2 separate regions of the Homo sapiens genome follow, and region 2 is linked to region 1. A link is a loop called in an ENCODE intact Hi-C map of the cell type or tissue named here. Cell type or tissue: A673. All regions are shown on one strand. Links, peaks and the distances in the headings refer to the core of each region. The heading gives the core; the rest is flanking DNA. Region 1 holds the start of LOC107986058 (a long non-coding RNA gene). Region 2 overlaps LINC01266 (long intergenic non-protein coding RNA 1266).

Region 1 (9,071 bases), core at 685-8,684:
ACTTTGCACCCAGTGGTACCTAACCTGTACACATTGTTGGGGTTGCTGCCAGCTGAGGACAGCTGGTTCACTTGCCTGGACCTAAAGGACATTTTCTTTAGCATCAGGCTAGCTCCTGAGAGCCAGAAACTGTTTGCCTTTCAGTGGGAGGATCCGGAGTCAGGTGTCACCACTCAGTACCTTGGACCCAGCTTCCCCAAGGGTTCAAGAACTCCCCCACCATCTTTGGGGGGGTGCTGGCTTGAGACCTCCAGAAGTTTCCCACCAGAGACCTAGGCTGCTTGCTGCTCGAGTACATCGATGACCTCCTGTTGGGACACCCCACGGCAGTCGGGTGTGCCAAGGGAACGGATACCCTACTCCAGCACCTGGAGGACTGTGGGTATAAGGTGCCCAAGAAGAAAGCTCAGATCTGCAGACAGCAGGTAAGTTACCTGGGATTTACTATCTGATAGGGGGAGCACAGCCTGGGATCAGAAAGAAAGCAGGTCATTTGCAACCTACCGGAGCCCGAGACCAGAAGGCAGGTGAGAGAATTCTTAGGAGCCATGGGGTTCTGCAGGTTATGGATCCCAAACTTTGCAGTACTGGCCAAGCCCCTGTACAGAGTCACAAAGGGGAGCGACAAGGAACCTTTCAAATGGGGGTCCCAAAAGCAATGAGCTTTTCATGAGTTAAAAGAGAAACTCATGTCAGCCCCCGCCCTGGGGCTGCCTGACCTGACAAAGCCATTTACACTATATGTGTCAGAGAGAGAGAAGACGGTGGTTGGAGTTTTGACCCAGATCATGTGGCTCTGGCCAATGCTGGTGGCCTACATCTCTAAACAACTAGATGGGGTTTCTAAAGGTTGGCCCCCATGTTTGAGGGCCTTGGCTGCAACTGCCAATGGACGGATCCAGTTATCAGATAAAAAAATAGCCATGCCACAACTGCTAGGAGCCACAGTCGTACTGGCTGTTCTTGAGGCCCCACATGCTGTGGTGACTTTAATGAATACCAAAGGACATCATTGGCTAACAAATGCTAGACTAACTAGGTACCAAAGCTTACTCTATGAAAATCCCCACATAACCATTGACGTTTGCAACACCTTGAACCCCACCACCTTACTCCTGGTATCAGAGAGCCCAGTTGAACCTAACTGTGTAGAGTTGTTGGACTCAGTTTATTCTAGCAGGCCCGACCTCCAAGACCATTCTTGGAAATCAGTAGACTGGGAGCTGTATATGAACGGGAGCAGCTTCGTCAACCCACAGGGAGAGAGATGTGCAGGATATGCAGTGGTAATGCTGGGCACTGTCATTGAAGCCAAATCATTGCCCAGGGTACTTCAGCCCAGAAGGCCAAACTCATTGCTTTAATTTGGGCCATAGAGCTAAGTGAAGATAAGACTGTAAATATTTATACTGACTCTTGGTATGCCTTCTTAACCCTGCAAGTGCATGGGGCATTGTATAAAGAAAAAGGCCTGTTGAACTCTGGGGGAAAAGACACAAAGTATCAGCAAGAGATTCTGCAATTATTAGAGGCAGTGTGAAAGCCCCAAAAGGTGGCAGTCATGTACTGCAGAGGACACCAACAATCTTTCACCTTGATTGCCTTGGGGAACTCCCGAGCTGACTCAGAGGCTTGAAAAGCAGCATCCACCCCCTACCGGGCATCAGTCACAGCACCCCCTGCTCCTTCAGGCACCTGACCTTGTACCTACTTATTCTAAAGAAGAGAAGGACTTTCTCCAGGCAGAGGGAGGGCAGGTGATAGAAGAGGGATGGATCCAGTTATCAGATAGAAGAATAGCCATGCCACAACTGCTAGGAGCTGCAGTCGTACTGGCTGTTCATGAGACCACCCACCTAGGCCAAGAGTCACTTGAAAAGTTGTTAGGCTGGTAGTTCTACAACTCACATCCGGCAGCCCTTGCCAAAACAGTGGTGTATCAGTGTGTCACCTGCTGGCAGCAGAAAGGTAGGCAAAATGCAAATGTCCCGCCCAGCATACAAGCCTGTGGAGCAGACCCCTTTGAAGATCTCCAAGTAGACTTCACCAAGATGCCCAAATGTGGAGGTAACAAGTATTTGCTAGTTCTAGTGTGTACATACTCTGGGGGTGGTGGTGGTGGTGGTGTGGAGGTCTGTCCAACACGAACTGAGAAAACTCTTGAAGTAACCTGTGTGATTCTCCGAGATCTCATCCCTAGGTTTGGACTGCCCTTACAAATAGACTCGGACAACAGGCTGGCATTTGTGGCTGACTTGGTACAGAAGACAGCAAAGGTATTGGGGATCACATGGAAACTACATACCACTTACCGACCACAGAGTTCTGGAAAAGTGGAGCAGATGAATCAGACTATCAAAAGTAATTTAGGGAAAGTGTGTCAAGAAACAGGATTAAAGTGGGTACAAGCTTTCCCTATGGTATTGTTTAAGATTAGATGTACCCCTTCTAAAAGAACAGGATATTCCCCTTATGAACTATTATATCATAGGCTCCCTCCCATACTACGGGGATTCCCAGGCACTCCTCAAGAGCTAGGTGAAATTGAGTTACAGTGACAGCTACAGGCTTTAAGGAAAATTACACAAACAATTTCAGCCTGGGTAAATGAGAGGTGCCCCATCAGCTTATTCTCCCCAGTTCACCCTTTCTCCTTAGGTGATCGGGTGTGGATCAAGGATTGGAACGTAACCCCCTTGCAGCCATTGTGGAAAGGACCCCAGACCGTCATCTTGACCACAGCCACAAAGGTAGAGGGAATCCCAGCCTGGATCCACCACAGCCATATAAAACCTACAGCACCTGAGACCTGGGAGGTAAGACCAAGCCAGGACAACCCCTGCAAAGTGATGCTGAAGAAGACAATAAGCCCTGCTCCTGTTACACCCAGAAGCTGGCTGGTCCATGCCTGGCTGAAGCATAAGGAAACTCATTGTGGGTCTCATTTTCCTTAAATTTTAGACTTGTACAGTAAGTACTTCAACTGATCTTCCTCAGACTGAGGACTGTTCCCAGTGACATCAAGTTACTGAGGTAGGGCGAAAAGTTAAAACAGTCTTTCTGTTTTATAATTATTATGAAGGTACTGGAACTCTAAAAGGGACTTGTTTGTATAATGCCACCCAGTACAAGGTATGCATGCCAGGAAGTGACCAGCCTGATGTGTGCTATAACCCATCTGAGCCCCCTATGACTACAGTTTTCCAAATAAGATTGAGGACTGGCAACTGGGGAAAAGCTGATAAGAGTAAAGTAATATCTAAAACAGAAGAGAAAGGAGTTCCCAAACAAATTATCTTAAAATTTGATGCCTGTGTGGCAATCAACAGTGACCCGTATGGAAATAGAATAAGATGCGGCTGTCTAGATTGGGAAAGTGGCTATATAGTAGAAAATAAGTATGTTTGCAATGAATTAGGACTGTATAGTGATGAACATAGTTACTGGTCCTGTGTCATTTAGGCTACCTGGAAAAAAGATAAGAAGGACCCTGTCCTCCTTCAAAAAGGAAAGAGTAACTGTTCCTGCACTAGTGGTCACTGTAACTCATTAGAACTACCTGATCACCATTGGAAAACAGGAGAGTATGTAACCCTAGGAATCAATGGAACTGGACTGGATCCCCAAGTAAATATTTAAGTGCAAAGGAAGGTCCACAGGCTCTTTCCCAAACCAGTGTTTCAGACCTTTTAATAATAATAGTGTTAGGAGCCTGCATGTTACTCCCCTGTATGTTACCCATATTTCTACCACCTTAGTTCATCAAAAGACCTCAGCACAAGTGTATTACATGAATCCCTATTGATCTGTCTCACAGGAAGACCTGGGTGGTGACTATGAAAGTGAGAACTCCCACTAGTGAGTGAGGTTCTCAAAGTGGGGGAATGAGGAGAGAGGCCATTTATCTTACTGTCTCCTGTCTCTGAAGAGAAAGAGGAAGTAAAAGCTGAAAAACAACAGGAATGAAATCAGTGGCAAGACCAGCCAGTGCACCGATGACCAGGCCTGAGGTTAAAAGATTAACCCCCAACTCTAACCACATGTGCTACCTATAGATCTCAATCTATCATGACCCTTTCACGTGGAACCCCTTAGAGTTGTAAGCCCTTAAAAGGGCCAGGAACCCTTTCTTCGGGGAGCTCCATTCTTGAAATGCAAGTCGGCCAATAGTCCAGTCCGAATAAGGCCTCTTCCTTCTTTAATCTGGTATCTGAGGGGTTTTGTCTGCAGTTCATCCTGCTACAGTCCCAGTGCTGGTGGCCACAGGAGTGCTTATGTCGCCCCTCCCCTAAATGCAGACAGCACAGCATGGAGAGAGAGAGAGACTCCATTTGTTTGGGGGAGAGTGAAGGAAAAGAACAAGAGCCTCTGCCTCATAATCCAGGGAATTCTGCCAGATCTTACTGCAGACCACCAAGGTGGTACATCTGTGAGTTTGCAAGAGTCATAGTGTTACTGGGCTTGAGATGCCTCTAAAGCAGATATGGCTGCAGTGACCAAATACTTAGATCACAACCCTCAATTCCCTTTGAATACTGGGAAAGCCTTCTCAAGGAGGATGGGAGGCTGGGCATGGTGGCTCATGCCTGCAATCCCAGCACTTTAGGAGGCCAAGGTGGGCAGATCACCTGAGGTGGGGAGTTCAAGACCAGCCTGACCAACATGGAGAAACCCCGTCTCTACTAAAAATACAAAATTGGCCAGGCGTGGTGGCACATGCCTGTAATCCCAGCTACTTAGGAGGCTGAGGCAGGAGAATCACCTGAACCTGGGAGGTGGAGGTTGCAGTGAGCCGAGATTGTGTCATTGCACTCCAACCTGGGCAACAAGAGTGAAATTCCATGAGGAAGAAGAAGGAGAAGGAGACCAGATGTGGTGGCTCATGGCTATAATTCCAACAATTTGGGAAGCTGAGGAGGGAGGATCACTTGAATCCATGAGATCAAAACCAGCCTGGGCAACATACTGAGATCCTGTGTCTACAAAAAATACAAAAATCAGCTGGGCATGGTGGCATGTGCCTGTAGTCCCAGCTACTTGGGAGGCTGAGGTGAGAGGATCGCTTGAGCCCAGGAGGCTGAGGCCTGCAGTGAGCCATGATCATGCCATTGCACTCCAGCCTGAGTGGCAGAGTGAGATTCTGTATTAGAAGAAAGAAACAAACAAAGAAAGATGGGTACACACAAGCACAGACTGTGGAGATTATAATAAATAACTAATTCTTTAATGGCCAGACATTGACCAATAGCCACAAGCATCAAGAGCATCCAGGAAAACATGACCTCACAAAATTAAATAAGGCATGAGTGTCCAATCTCAGAGTGACAGAAATATGTGATCTTTCAGAGAAAAAATTCAAAATAGCTGCTTTGAGGAAGCTCAATGAAACTCAAGACAACACAGAGAAGGAATTCAGAATCCTATCAAATATATTTAACAAAGAGATTGAAATAATTTTTTAAAATCAAGCAGAAATTCTCGACCTGAAAAATGTAATTGACATACTGAAGAATGCATCAGATCTCTTACCAGCAGAACTGATCAAGCAGAAGAAAGAATTAGTGAGGTTAAAGACAGGCTATTTGAAAATACACAGTCAGAAAAGACAAAATAAAAAAGAATTAAAAACTATAAATCAAGAAATAAAGTAAAATAAAAACAATGAAGCACACTTACTAGATCTAGAAAATAGCCTCAAAAGAACAAATCTAAGCATTACAGGAGGTAGAGAGAGAGATCAGCATAGAAAATCTATTCAAAGGGATAGTAAGAGAGAACTTTCCAAACCTAGAGAATGATATCAATGTTCAACTGCAAGAAGGTTATAGAACACCAAGTAGATTTAACCCAAAGGAGACTACCTCAAAGGCACTTAATAATCAAACTCCCAAGAGTCAAGGATGAAGAAAGAATTCTGAAGGAAGAAAGAGAAAAGAAACCAATAACATGTAAGGAGATCCAGTATATCTTGCAGCAGACTTTTCAGTGGAAACATTATAGGCCAAGAGAGAGTGGCATGACATATTTAAAGAATTGAAGGAAAAAAAACTTTCATTCTAGAACATTATATCCAGTGAAAATATTCTGAGATCAGGAGTTTGAGAACAGCCTGACCATCATGGTGAAATGCTGTGTCTAGTAAAAATACAAAAATTAACTAGTTATTGTGGTGTATGCTGTTAATCCCAGCTACTCGGGAGGCTGAGGCAAGAGAATCACTTGAACCCAGAAGGTGGAGGTTGCAGTGAGCTGAGATCACGCCACTGCACTCCAGCCTGGGTGACAGAGTGAGACTGCCACAAAAACATAATAATAGTAATAATAAAAGAAAAAGGCAAAAATTCAAACAACAGAAACTGGGCAAAGCCCTCCACAAAAGAGGAAATGTGAAGGAATAGCTAATAAAAACACGAAGAGGGTCTCAGCCTAACAGGGGGAGATGTCACGTGACACCCACCAGACTGGCAAAAATCCCACAACCCAATCCATGCAAGAGTTAGGGAGAATGGAGAGTAGCAGGAACACCAGGCACTGCTAAGAACGGTTGTGAAATATATTTTTGTTATGCTTCTATATGAAAGGGTGTGTGTTGTGGGTTATGAGAAAAATTACATTTCTTACCTGGGATGAAATTTTAAACATTGGAAGCTATTGACCAGAAGAAACTTGCACTTTTGTACAAAAGAAATACCCAAGAACATTCCTAACAAAACAGAGTCCTAAAGGCCCCAACCTGGCCAAACACTCATCAACAGGGAAATGAAGACATTTCCCATGCTCCTCTCATATGACCGGAGATCATGCAGCAATAAAAATGAATCATGTCAATGTGGGTGGGTCTCAGGAAGAGAATGGAGGACAAAAATAGACATCGAGCAGATGCTCAGAGCCATGCAGTGTAGGAGCAGCCACACAGGAGAATTTCTCACATCAAAGTTCAAAACTACAGCCAAGGCAACAGAGCAAGACCCTGTCTCAAAAAGACAATGGAAAGTTCCAAAACTAAATGGCATATTTTTTAGGGATGTACACATAAGTGGTGGAAGAAATGTACTATGAAGAAAAATATGGGAATAATAAAGACTAAAAGAGGAATTGATTCCCTCTGTAGGAGAAGGGAAGGGGCTAGGGCTCAGGCAGGGCCTCCGGGGAGCATCCAAAGTTATGTCTCTTCAGATTCTATTCCCTAAACTTGGTGGAGGTCCTCTGTGTCCAATGTGTCTGTATTCTTTATACCTTACCCATATTGTACAAATGCTTTATTTCTATTCAACATTTAGAAGACAATCATAAACAAAATGCATTAAATAGCAAGATGGCAAATGAACCTCAGGAAGGAACATCAGGAACATCCATGAGGTTCCATCCACGGAACCTCACCATGGATACGCTTGTGATCAAGGGCCTTGTCTCCCCTCAAGACAGTCAGAGATCAGAGGCTGCCCTCATCATAGCAGTGGAACAGGACCAGCTGGGACAGGGTCCTTCTGTGACACCTGCTGTGTCACCAGGCTGTGCGAATGGACTCAGCTGCCCGAACTCACAGAATATCAGTAACAGCACCGAAACTTCACAGGAAAAATGGTAAGTTGTAAGTTTCTCCATTAATAGTAACTCTCAGATTAGTCTATGTCATCCATCGCTTCTCCATTAAATAACTTTTTATAGCTTTACATGGGTCGATTTTTCAATTTATATTTTATTTTACTAACTGAATGAAAAGATATATATTGTGTGTGGTGTGTGATTTTGTCTCAGTCAGGATAATCATAGTTTAATTTCTATTATTATTATACCAATATCATTTAGTTTTTTTAAGCTGTTCAATTCCTGAGGGTATTAATCAGGGTCTTTCTGTCTCATGAGACAAAAAACAAATCCAAACTGTGTAAGAGAAAGAAGAATGCATTGATCACGAGGACTGAGAAGCTCCCAGGCTTAACTTGCTTGGGATTCAGCTACATGTACAGTTTCAAGTGGTGTCCTGTAAACTCTCTCTCTCTCTCTCTCTCTCTCTCTCTCTCTCTACTTCCCCAACATCTGCTCCATGTTTAGCTCCACGAACTTCAGACTTAAAAAGCATCACTGGCTCCTGACCAGGATTCCAGCTCCATGAACCTCAAACTAGAACACCAGCCCGGCTTCTCTGCAGGTCTCCAGCTCCAAAACCTAAGACATCAGTGGCAGTACAAACTCATCCCAGGGGCTCCAGCTCCAGGACCCTCAGACTTGAACCGCAGCACCAACTCTTCCCTGGATCTCCATCTCCATGACCCTCAGACTTAAACAGCAGCAGCACCAGTTCATCTGTGAATCTCCAGCTCCACAACCCTCCAACTAGAAACACACCAGCTCCTCCCTGGGTCTCCAGCTGCACGACCCTCAAACTACAACATCAGCTCCTCCCCGGGTCTCTAACTCCATGACCCTCAAACTAAAACAACACTGCTCACCCCTGGGACTCCAGATCCACAAACCTTACACTAGAACAGAAACACCAGCTCCTCCACAGATCTCCAGCTTTACAATCTAAGACATTAGTGGCAGCACCATCTCCTCCTGGGGTCTCAAGCTCCAGGACCCTCAGACTTGAATCGCAGCACCAGCTCTTCCCCGGATCTCCAGCTTGACGACCTTCAGACTTAAACAACAAAAGAATCAGCTCCTCCCTGGGTCTCCAGCACCACAACCCACAAACTAGAAGAACACCACTCCCCCATGGATCTCCAGATCCATGACCCTCACACTAGAACACCAACACCTGCTCCTCCGTGGGTCTCCAGATCCACGAACCTCACACTGGAACACCAACACTGGCTCCTCTGCGGGTCTTCAGCTCCACAACCTAAGACATCAGTGGCAGCATTGGCTCCTCCCATGGATTCCAGCTCCAAGACCCTCACATTTAAACTGCAAGACCACCTTCTCCCTGTATCTCCAGCTGCACAACCCTCAAACTAGAACATCAGCTCCTCCAATGGTCTTCAGCTGCACGAAACTCAAACTAGAAAAACAACAGCTCCTCCCTGGGTCTCCAGCTCTGCAACCATCAAACTAGAACACCATCAGCT
Region 2 (9,071 bases), core at 638-8,637, 220 kb before region 1:
CAATGTTTAGCTCCCACTTATAGGTGAGAACATGTGGTATTTGGTTTTTGGTTTCTACAAAGAACAGATATTTGTTTCTTATAGTTCTAGATGCTGGGGAGTCCAAAAATCAAGTGACCCACTTCTGGTGAGGAACTTTTTGCTACATCACCCCATAGTAGGAAAGCAAAGGAGTACATGCTCAAAAGATCAAGAGACTGAACTCACAGCCCCCAACTCTTTTATAATTGGCATTATTAATCCATTCATAAAGATGGAGCCCCCTTCACAATCACCTCCCATTAGGCCCCACTACCCCACACTGTTGCATTAGAGATTAAGTTTCCAATATATGCTTTTAGGGACCACATTCAAACCATAGCATTCCAACCCTGGTCCCCGAAATTCATGTCATTCTCACAAGCAAAATGCATTACTTTCATTTCAATACCCCCAAAGTTTTAGTTTGTTCCAGCACCAACTCATAAGGCCAAAGTCGAGAGTCTCCTCTAAAGAGAATGGTGGTGAGAGTCAAGGCATGATTCATTTTGAGGCAAATGCCCTCCAACTATCAGCCTGTGAAACGAAAGCAAGTTATCTACTTCCAAATTACAGTGATGGAACTGGCATAGAGTAGACATTCTCATTCCAAAATGGACAAATAGGCAAGAAAAGAGGGGTAACTAGTCCCAAGTAAGTCCAAAACCCAATAGGGGGAAAACAGTAAATCTTAAAGCTGGAGAATAACTTTTTTAACTCCGTGTCTTGCCTTCTCAGCACACTGGGACAAGGATTGGACCTCCAAAGCATCAGGCAGCCCATCCCTATGACTTTAGCAGGCTTACTCCACCTAGCAGCTCTCATGGGTTGGAGTCTTATACCCGTGGCTTTCCCAGGCTGGAGCAGCATATTGATGGTTCAGCAGTTCTGAGGTCTTGGAGGCTACTCCACTCTCATGACTCCACTAGGCATTGCCCTAGTGGGGACTTTCTGCAGTGGGTTTGCCTCTGCGGCAAGTCTTTGCCATGGTCTCCAGTCTGTCTGTAACATGCTTTGAAATCTAAGTAGACGTTGCCATGGTCCCAGAGCTCCTGCCCGCTGTGCACCTGCAGAATTAGTACCATGAGGATGCTGCCAGGATTTACAGCTTGTACCTTTGGTGGCTCAAGCCTCACTTGGGTCCACTTGAGCCAAGACTAGGATGGCCAAGAGGCACTGCATTCAGAGAGCAGAGTCCTAAAGCAAAGGGCAGTGAATCCTGAGGTCCTGTAGCCACCTCTCTGAAAACTTTGCTCTGAAAACAAGGCAAGTCCTATCTTGCCTTGAAGGTCTGTGAAATGCCTTTAAGGTCGTTCTTCTATTGTCTTAATCAATAGAACCTGGCTTGCTTCTACCCATATTAATCTCATTAGCAAAGAGTCACTTGGCCACACACTTAATATTCTCTGCTGAACACACTTTTTAATTCTTTACATGGCCAGGCTGAGATTTTTCTAAATCTTTCTATTCTGTTTCCCTTTTAATGATAAATTCCATCATTACATTATTGTCTCCTTCTCTTATTTTACTGTAAGCAGCTAATAGAAGCCATGCAGCATCTTGAGTACTTTGATGCTTAAATATTACTTCTGCCAGACCTGCTAGCTCATAGCTCTTAAATTCTACCTTCATGAAGTCCTAGGACATGGACAGGATTCTGCCAACTTCTTGGTGACTGAATAACAAGGATGGCCTCTACTTCAGTTTCCAATACTTTGTTATTTCCACCTGAGATGTCATCAAAATGATCTTTACTTTCTGTATTTCTCCCAGTATTCTGATGATGACCACTTAAATAATCTGTAAGAAGATTTAGGTTCTTTTTACAACTCTTCTTTTCTTCTGAGCCCTCAGAAGATGCACCCTTAATGCTCCCTGTATAGTAAGCTAGGCTTTTATAGCCTGCTCTTCCAAATTCTTCCAGTCTCTACTCTTTACCCTGTTTCAAAGCCCTTCTCACATCTTCTGGTATTTGTTATAGCAACAGTCCCACTTCCCAGTACCATTTATTTATCTTAATCTGTTTGGGGTTGCATAGCAGAATACCTGAGATGGAGTAATTTATAAAGAACAGATCTTAAGGTTCTGGAGGCTGGGAAGTCCAATGTCAAAGATCCTGCATGTGGTGACAGTCTTCTTGCTGCTTCCCATGGTGGAAGGACAAAAATGCACATGCATGAGAAAGCAAGTGATAGGACATGCAGGCTGAAGTCTTTCATAAACAGTATTATTCCATTTATAAGTATGGAGCTCTTCTGACCAAAACACCTCTCGTTAGGCCCCACTTCCCAATGTTGTTGCATTGGTTATTAAATTTCCAACATGCTTTTTGGGGAACACCTTCAACTCATGGCAGGTATGGATGTATGTGTGTATAAATACATAACAAACACAAATATATATATGTGTGTGTGTGTGTGTATGTACATATGCACATACACATTTATATAAATATAAAAACATCTATGGTTTCCTGGGGATATTATCTTGGAATCCTGCATTTTTTAATAAGTACAAAGTGATTAAATGTGAGCTCATATTCGAAAACCACTTCCTTTGCCAAGGCCCAGGCCAGTCACAAAAGAGGTTATTAGCATTTCATTAGTTGGATTTTCTCTGTTGCGTCTATTAAAGAGCCTCCATTTCCCCCATTAATACAGTGGGTTTGTTGTCAGAGGGTGGCAGCATTATAAATAATGTGTGCACTTTTAGGTTACCAGTTTGGAGACTAGGCCTATGTTCTGAATGTTTTCCTGAGACCATATGGATAATCTTTTGGCATCATCCAGACTCAAACCCTCTGACTGCTTCTAATAATGCTGGTGCTTTCAGTGGTCACAAAATAGATCACAGTCTCAAGGATCAATGTAAGATTTGAAGGTAAGGACATCTTTATGTGTAGAGGGACATTTTCTGATCTGGTAAATAACTTATCAAGCTGAGGTGATTTTTTTCTCAGTTGTCTCCCTTCCCTTATCAACACACATCTCTATTTCAATTTTACTGATTTATGTACTTTACTGCTGTTTAAATCCTTCATTGTAGTGCTTGGAGCATCTAGGAACATATGTGCCTCAAAGCATCAGTAAAGTGTGGTAGGTGTCTTTGAGGGTGCCTTTAACTGCAAGGATGGACATGCACTGGTTTAGCTCTGATTCTGGTATCATCTAGTGATATCTAGTTTGTGTCTACGTTCCCCCATTTTGTTTTTAAAAAAGAAAAGAGTTAAAGAATCCTGAGCTTACTAAAATTGTTTGGCTCGCACAGTGGCTCAAGCCTGTAATGCCAGTACTTTGGGAGGCCGAGGCAGATGATTGCTTGAGTCCAGGAGTTCAAAACCAGCCTGGGCAACATTACAAAAACCTGTATCTACTAAAAATACAAAAATTAGCCAGGCGTGGTGGTGTGCACCTGTGCTCCCAGCTACTCAGGAGGCTGAGGTGGGAGAATCATCTGAGCCTAGGGAGGGCCAGGATGCAGTGAGCCAAAATAGCGCCACTGCACTTTAGTCTGAGCAATCAGAGTGAGACCCTGTCTCGAAAAAAGAAAAAAGGGTTGGGGCGGGGGGTGCGGTTTGATGTTTATTAAGCTTTGAGGAAGGATTCCTACTGTGAGCATGGAAAGGCAGGTGGCGATAAGTGTGCCAATTTTTTCACCATTTCTGACCTGGAAGTTGTGAAATATTTACTTTATGCAAACTTTACTACTGTATAGAAAATGTTACATGTCCTTAAAGTTGTGTAGTTAAAATACTACTAGGTATAAAGGGGGTGAGAGAAATAACTGACATGAATACTATGAGCCTATTCTAAATACACTATTTCATTCAGTCTTCAAAACCACCCTATGAAAAATGTATTGTTATTCTTATTTAGTGATGAGGAGACAAAAGTTCAGAGACAGTGAATGGTTTTCTTAAAATAGTTCATTGTAATAGTTGGTGAAATGTTTAAATCCAGGTCTGCTTGTTTCAAAGCCTAAATGTTTTCTCTTAATATGTTACAGTCTAGAAACAATGATTAAGAGAATTTGAGAGTATGAAGGGAATACTGTGGTAACAGCAAAGCTGGAAAGATAGAAAGGACCAAGCAATAGTAGACCTTGAATATCAGAACAAGGATTTAATTTTTTTAAATATTATGCATTTATGTATATGTATGTGTTTTCATATTTGTACCCTATCAATAGTAGAAAAATATTGATGAGAAAAGGTCAACTTATTCTAATAAAAATATTTGAAATGAAATATTTCAAATAATGAAGAAATGTGTACACAAATATATGCATATATATGTACATATACATTTATGTGTGTGTATATAAAAATTTTGAGTGGGGAAATGACAGCACATGAAGTTTGTTTCAAGAAGTTTGTCCTGGCCACACAACGTGAGAGATGTTAGTAGATAGATATTTGCGAGACTAGCTAAGGGATGCTTGAGCTAGCTCGAAGAAATAATGAGAGTCTAAACCAAGGTAGTAGCCTTGGGAATGGAGAGAAGGAATGGATGGGAGAGATTATGAGCCATAATGCTAGTTGACATAATCAGTTTCTCTGGACAGTTTCCAAATGAGACTTACCTTAGTGAAACCACATTCTTACACACTCATAAATTTTCTAAGTAAGATAACAAACCAGGTTCCTATGTAGGTGCTAAAAGGCTATAATTAAAATCAACCCACTTATTTAAAAAAATAAAGGTTAAGGAGGTGACTTAATTGGGCCACAGGAGAGCTATCTATTTATGGTGAGAACTTCCTACTCAAAGGATAGCACATCCAAAGGCAGTGCTAGTAAAACATTTGAGAGTTTGGAAATACGAATCTCTGAACTAGGTTATTCTAATTCCACTAATTGGCTGCCACCACCTGCATTAATTGACATACTGACATCTTTTCCCTGCTAGTCCCAAACATATGTGGCCACATTGCCCAAAGTACACAAATTACCCACTAAAGTCAGTGAAACTTATGGCTCCTGCCGACATGGTAGCTGGATTATTATTATTATCGATCCACTTGGCTGCATCTTGTCACTATGTCACAGCTGGCTTGCAGTACTAGGAAAGAACTATTGCATATGCAGAATCTTGAAAGCCATGGGAAAAAAAAGTAAGTGGGGAAAATAACAATGTTAATGGCCTCATAACGTGCTGTGCTTCGGTTTAGGACAAATGCTGGTGAGAAAGTCCAATCCATAGTTTGGCGGAGAGAGTGTTGGCTGGCATTAATGCAAAAATTTTATTTAAATTTTAATTATCGGTGGATAAGTGTTTTAGATTTTGTGAACATCCAATTTGTAAGTTAATTTTGGAGTACCTAACCCAGAAATCACATAATCTAAAATCATTCTAATGAGTTTGGCCGTGACTCAATTCACAGTTAAAGGAGAGACGTTACTCCAAATTTAGTCTCATTTTTGGATCATGAAAATTCTTAGATTGGGTCATACACACCATGGTGCCGAGTAGTGCTTAATTAACTTAATAGGCCAAGACTTCATTCCACATGATCCTGTGGGATTTGTGAAAGCGTTGGTAGCCGAGATAGAAGCCAAATCAAGAATGTACCACCAGGTGGCGCTTAAGGACTTCCTTTCTTCACATGTCACTCAGTCAATCCAGGATTTATTGATGTGAGAAAGTGTAACACTAGATACGCATTTCCAGAAGGGTGGCATGAAACTTCTTTAAAGATTTCAGAAATAATATAGTGTTTCTAATCATAGGATTGGGTCTATCTATTTAGTGAGCGAGACCACTCTCTACACACACATAAAGGAGACAAATGTTATCAAACAACAATGATAAAATTACGTTTTGTGAGACAACTGTGTTCATTAACGCATTTTTTTAAATCTCAAAACATACAACATTATTTCATGTTCACCATCTCATTTCTTGCAAGCGGCCTATCAAGTAAGTAGTATTTATTATTGTCATTCTTTTCCTAGAAGAGGAAATAAACACCCTAAGAGATTAATCAACATCACACAATTGGTTAATAACAGAGCTTGTAGTGTAATCCAATGATCTACTCCAAAGCCTGAAATCTTAACCAATGTGTCCATCTGCCTCTGATATGGCACTGGTTAAAGTGTAGATGATTGTTCTAGTTTTCAACAACTGGTGTTTAAAATTTAGGGGAAATTTTAAAGTTTTAGTTGACATTAAAGTTGCATTGAATTTCCTTTCTGGTAAAAGAAAGAAGCAAAAGGTGGTGGTCAAGTATATTCAGTAATAGACACAGAAAGACTATAATAGCAAGTATAATACACTTGGGCCGCCTTTGTGAATTAATTTAAAAATGATTGCATGCCTGGAATTGCTTAATATGAACTTCCCAATAGAAGAAGCTTTGAGTTACCCTTTCTTGTTAATAGGATTGTCACTTTTTTTCTTTCCAACTCTGAACAGCAGATAACACTGTATAATACTTGTCCCAACAGAGGCTCCAAATCAGTAGAGGATGGAAAAACACTCTTATTCAGAGACCCATTTTCTTTGTTTTATAAAAACCTGTTGGGAAGAAGGTTAATCACAAACAGAGATGTAATTCGGCATAGGGAAGACTTCCTTCCCTATTTTGACAATAACCTTAATCTTAATTACTTGATTCACTCCAAGGAAGAGTCAGATTAATGTACCTGTTAGAACACCACCTAGTTTCTCTAATTAATGTAAATTGTAAAATGTTCAGGAGGTGTTAGAAATCAGAATGTAGTTTGTTCCTATAATTTGAAAACATCCTAATCAGGATGTGTTCTTGGAGGAAAGGGCTCTTTGTGTACCTCTAAGAAAAACAGTGAATTTTTCAAGAAAAAAACAAAAAGGCTTGAGCTGAAGTCACATTGGGGATGTTTTGTCTTTCTGAGCACAGGCATATAAAATAAAGGAACCCATAACTGCACAGGGGTTGGTCTGCAGATATGATGAACTCCTCTAAGTCATCCAGGGCTTATAAAACAAAGGAAGTGCAATTCAATTCTCTGAAAATACTAAACTCAATGTTTGATCGTTAGCACACAGCTGTCTTCATCACCACCCCCACTGCCACAACCATCATCATCATCCAAAGTCATTATAATTGTTTAAGATGCTGCAAAAGTAGAAATGAAATAAACTCTGTCCTTCTCACCTGAGAGTTGAATATGTAGATGTAGAAGATAAAGGAAAGTATTTATTTTAATGCACATTTTGAACACATAAGTTTTATTATCTTTATTATGGTATTGGGTAAAGTGATGTATGCAGAAATATTATTAGAGGCAAAATAAACCCTTTTTCTAATAATTTTATTCACTTATTGTCATAGCCCATTTATTGTTACTATAAGGAAATACCTGAGGCTTGGTAGTTTACAAAGAAAATTTGGCTTCCAATTCTGCAGGCTGAACAAGAAGCATGGCACTAGCATTCTGCTCAGCTTCTGGTGAGGGTCTCAGTTTGCTTCCACTCATGGCAGAAAGTGAAGGGGAGTTGGCAGGTGCAGAGATTACATGGCCAGAGAGGGAGCAAGAGAGAGGGGAGGGAGGTGCCAGGCTCTTTTTAACAACCAGCTCTCATGGGAACTAACAGAGTAAGAGCTCACCCACCCTATAGGAACAGCATTAATCTCTTCATGAGGAACTCATCCATGATCCAGACACCTCCCATTGGGCTCCACCTCCAACATTGGGATCAAATTTCAACATGAGATTTGATGGAGACAACCCATCTTCAAACTATAACGCTTCTTTTAGGTATATTATTTATATATAATTAATATGTTATATATAATCATATATACACATATAAACTATATAATTATACATATATAATATATATATGTATATATAAACTGTATATAATATATACATAAATACACATATGAGTATATATGTATATAGTATATATGCATATATACACATATAAAATATTTATATAATATTCATATAAATATAAACTATATATGCTCTATACGTGTGTGTATATATAGTATGTGTAATTTTTTACACACATATGCACATATACAAACTATCTGCTATTTACTAAAACACTTTGCTTGGTAGAAGGAATATCAAAGTCAACAAGACATATGAACTCCAGGAACATTGCATCTAATAAAGAAGACAAGAAATCAGAAAAAACTACCACCTGTGAAACATGTTATGCTACAGTTAAGTATAGGTAGCTGTAGGAGTATATAAGAGAGTCCTCCAACCTATTTTTTTGAAGTGTTTGTAAGACATGATCCCAGGAAAAGGTGACTTATAAGTCAAAGACAGAATAAGCATTAACTGGGCAAGGGGGGAAGTTCCAAGCATTTCAGTCTGCAAAGACCCAGAGATAAGAGAGTGATGAGCTCACCAGGAATCCTGAGTAGCTTTCTAAGGTTTGAGTTAAGACAGTGGAAAGAGACTGGGGAGAGAGGAGGCTGGAAAGGTAGGCAGGGGCTCATCATAAAGGGCCTTCTTTTGCTGTGAAAAGTTTAGGCTTTATCCTGCAAGGTGTGAAGGACACATTAAAGGATTTAAGCAAAACACCTTTGTTCTTTGTGAAGATCACTCACTCCAGATGTTGTGTGGAGGAGGAATAGGTGAGTAAGAGGGGAATAAAGGGTTCAAGGTGGTGATAGCTATTTGAGGCAGAGATATGAATATGCTGACTGAGGGAACAATAATGGAGGTGGACAAATTTGGATGGCATCAAAGTTTAGTACAGGAATCATGTTAACTGGATTAATGGCTGAACTCATTGTGACACTCAAAATATAGAATAGGGTTCTTTTGAGACCTAAGTAAGATGTGTAATTTATTCTTAAGATAAACTGGTGGTTTGGCCCTATATTTTGAAGAAAAAACAATTTGTTGCTGCAAAAAGATGGTGATAAGAAAACTGGGAGTTTTAGAAATGCTGGAGGTCACTGAAATTGTACCGACAGATTTCTAATTCTCTTATCTGGGAATCATGTCTTCAGCAACTTCCAAAATTGTGAACTCACTTGACCTCGGATAGACAAGCAAACATTGATTTTGAGTTTTCTTAATGGAGGAGCTTTGCATCATGTACTTT

Evidence for each region. A loop is a pair of places that touch in the nucleus more often than their neighbours do. Peaks named below come from ENCODE experiments on the same cell type or tissue, not always from the same donor. Only the 100,000 strongest peaks of a DNase experiment are listed, where the experiment ranks them.
Region 2: it touches region 1 in a loop (2.3-fold over the local background); 9 of 110 quality-filtered maps call a loop at or near these places.

Annotation. Positions count from the first base shown.
Region 1 is chr3:849,690-858,760 of GRCh38, forward strand. LOC107986058 (a long non-coding RNA gene) reads left to right here and starts at 5,453. Exons shown (of 3, transcript XR_001740584.1): 1 at 5,453-7,584; 2 at 8,056-9,071. RefSeq lists a silencer at 1,622-1,671. In A673, for the core only: no CTCF peak of the experiment used is centred there; no DNase peak of the experiment used is centred there.
Region 2 is chr3:627,182-636,252 of GRCh38, forward strand. All of the region lies in intron 1 of LINC01266 (long intergenic non-protein coding RNA 1266), which reads left to right. Among named protein-coding and RNA genes, the nearest start is that of LINC01266, 40 kb to the left of the region's middle. In A673, for the core only: a CTCF peak has its summit at 5,582 (motif pointing right); a DNase peak (open chromatin) is centred at 5,600.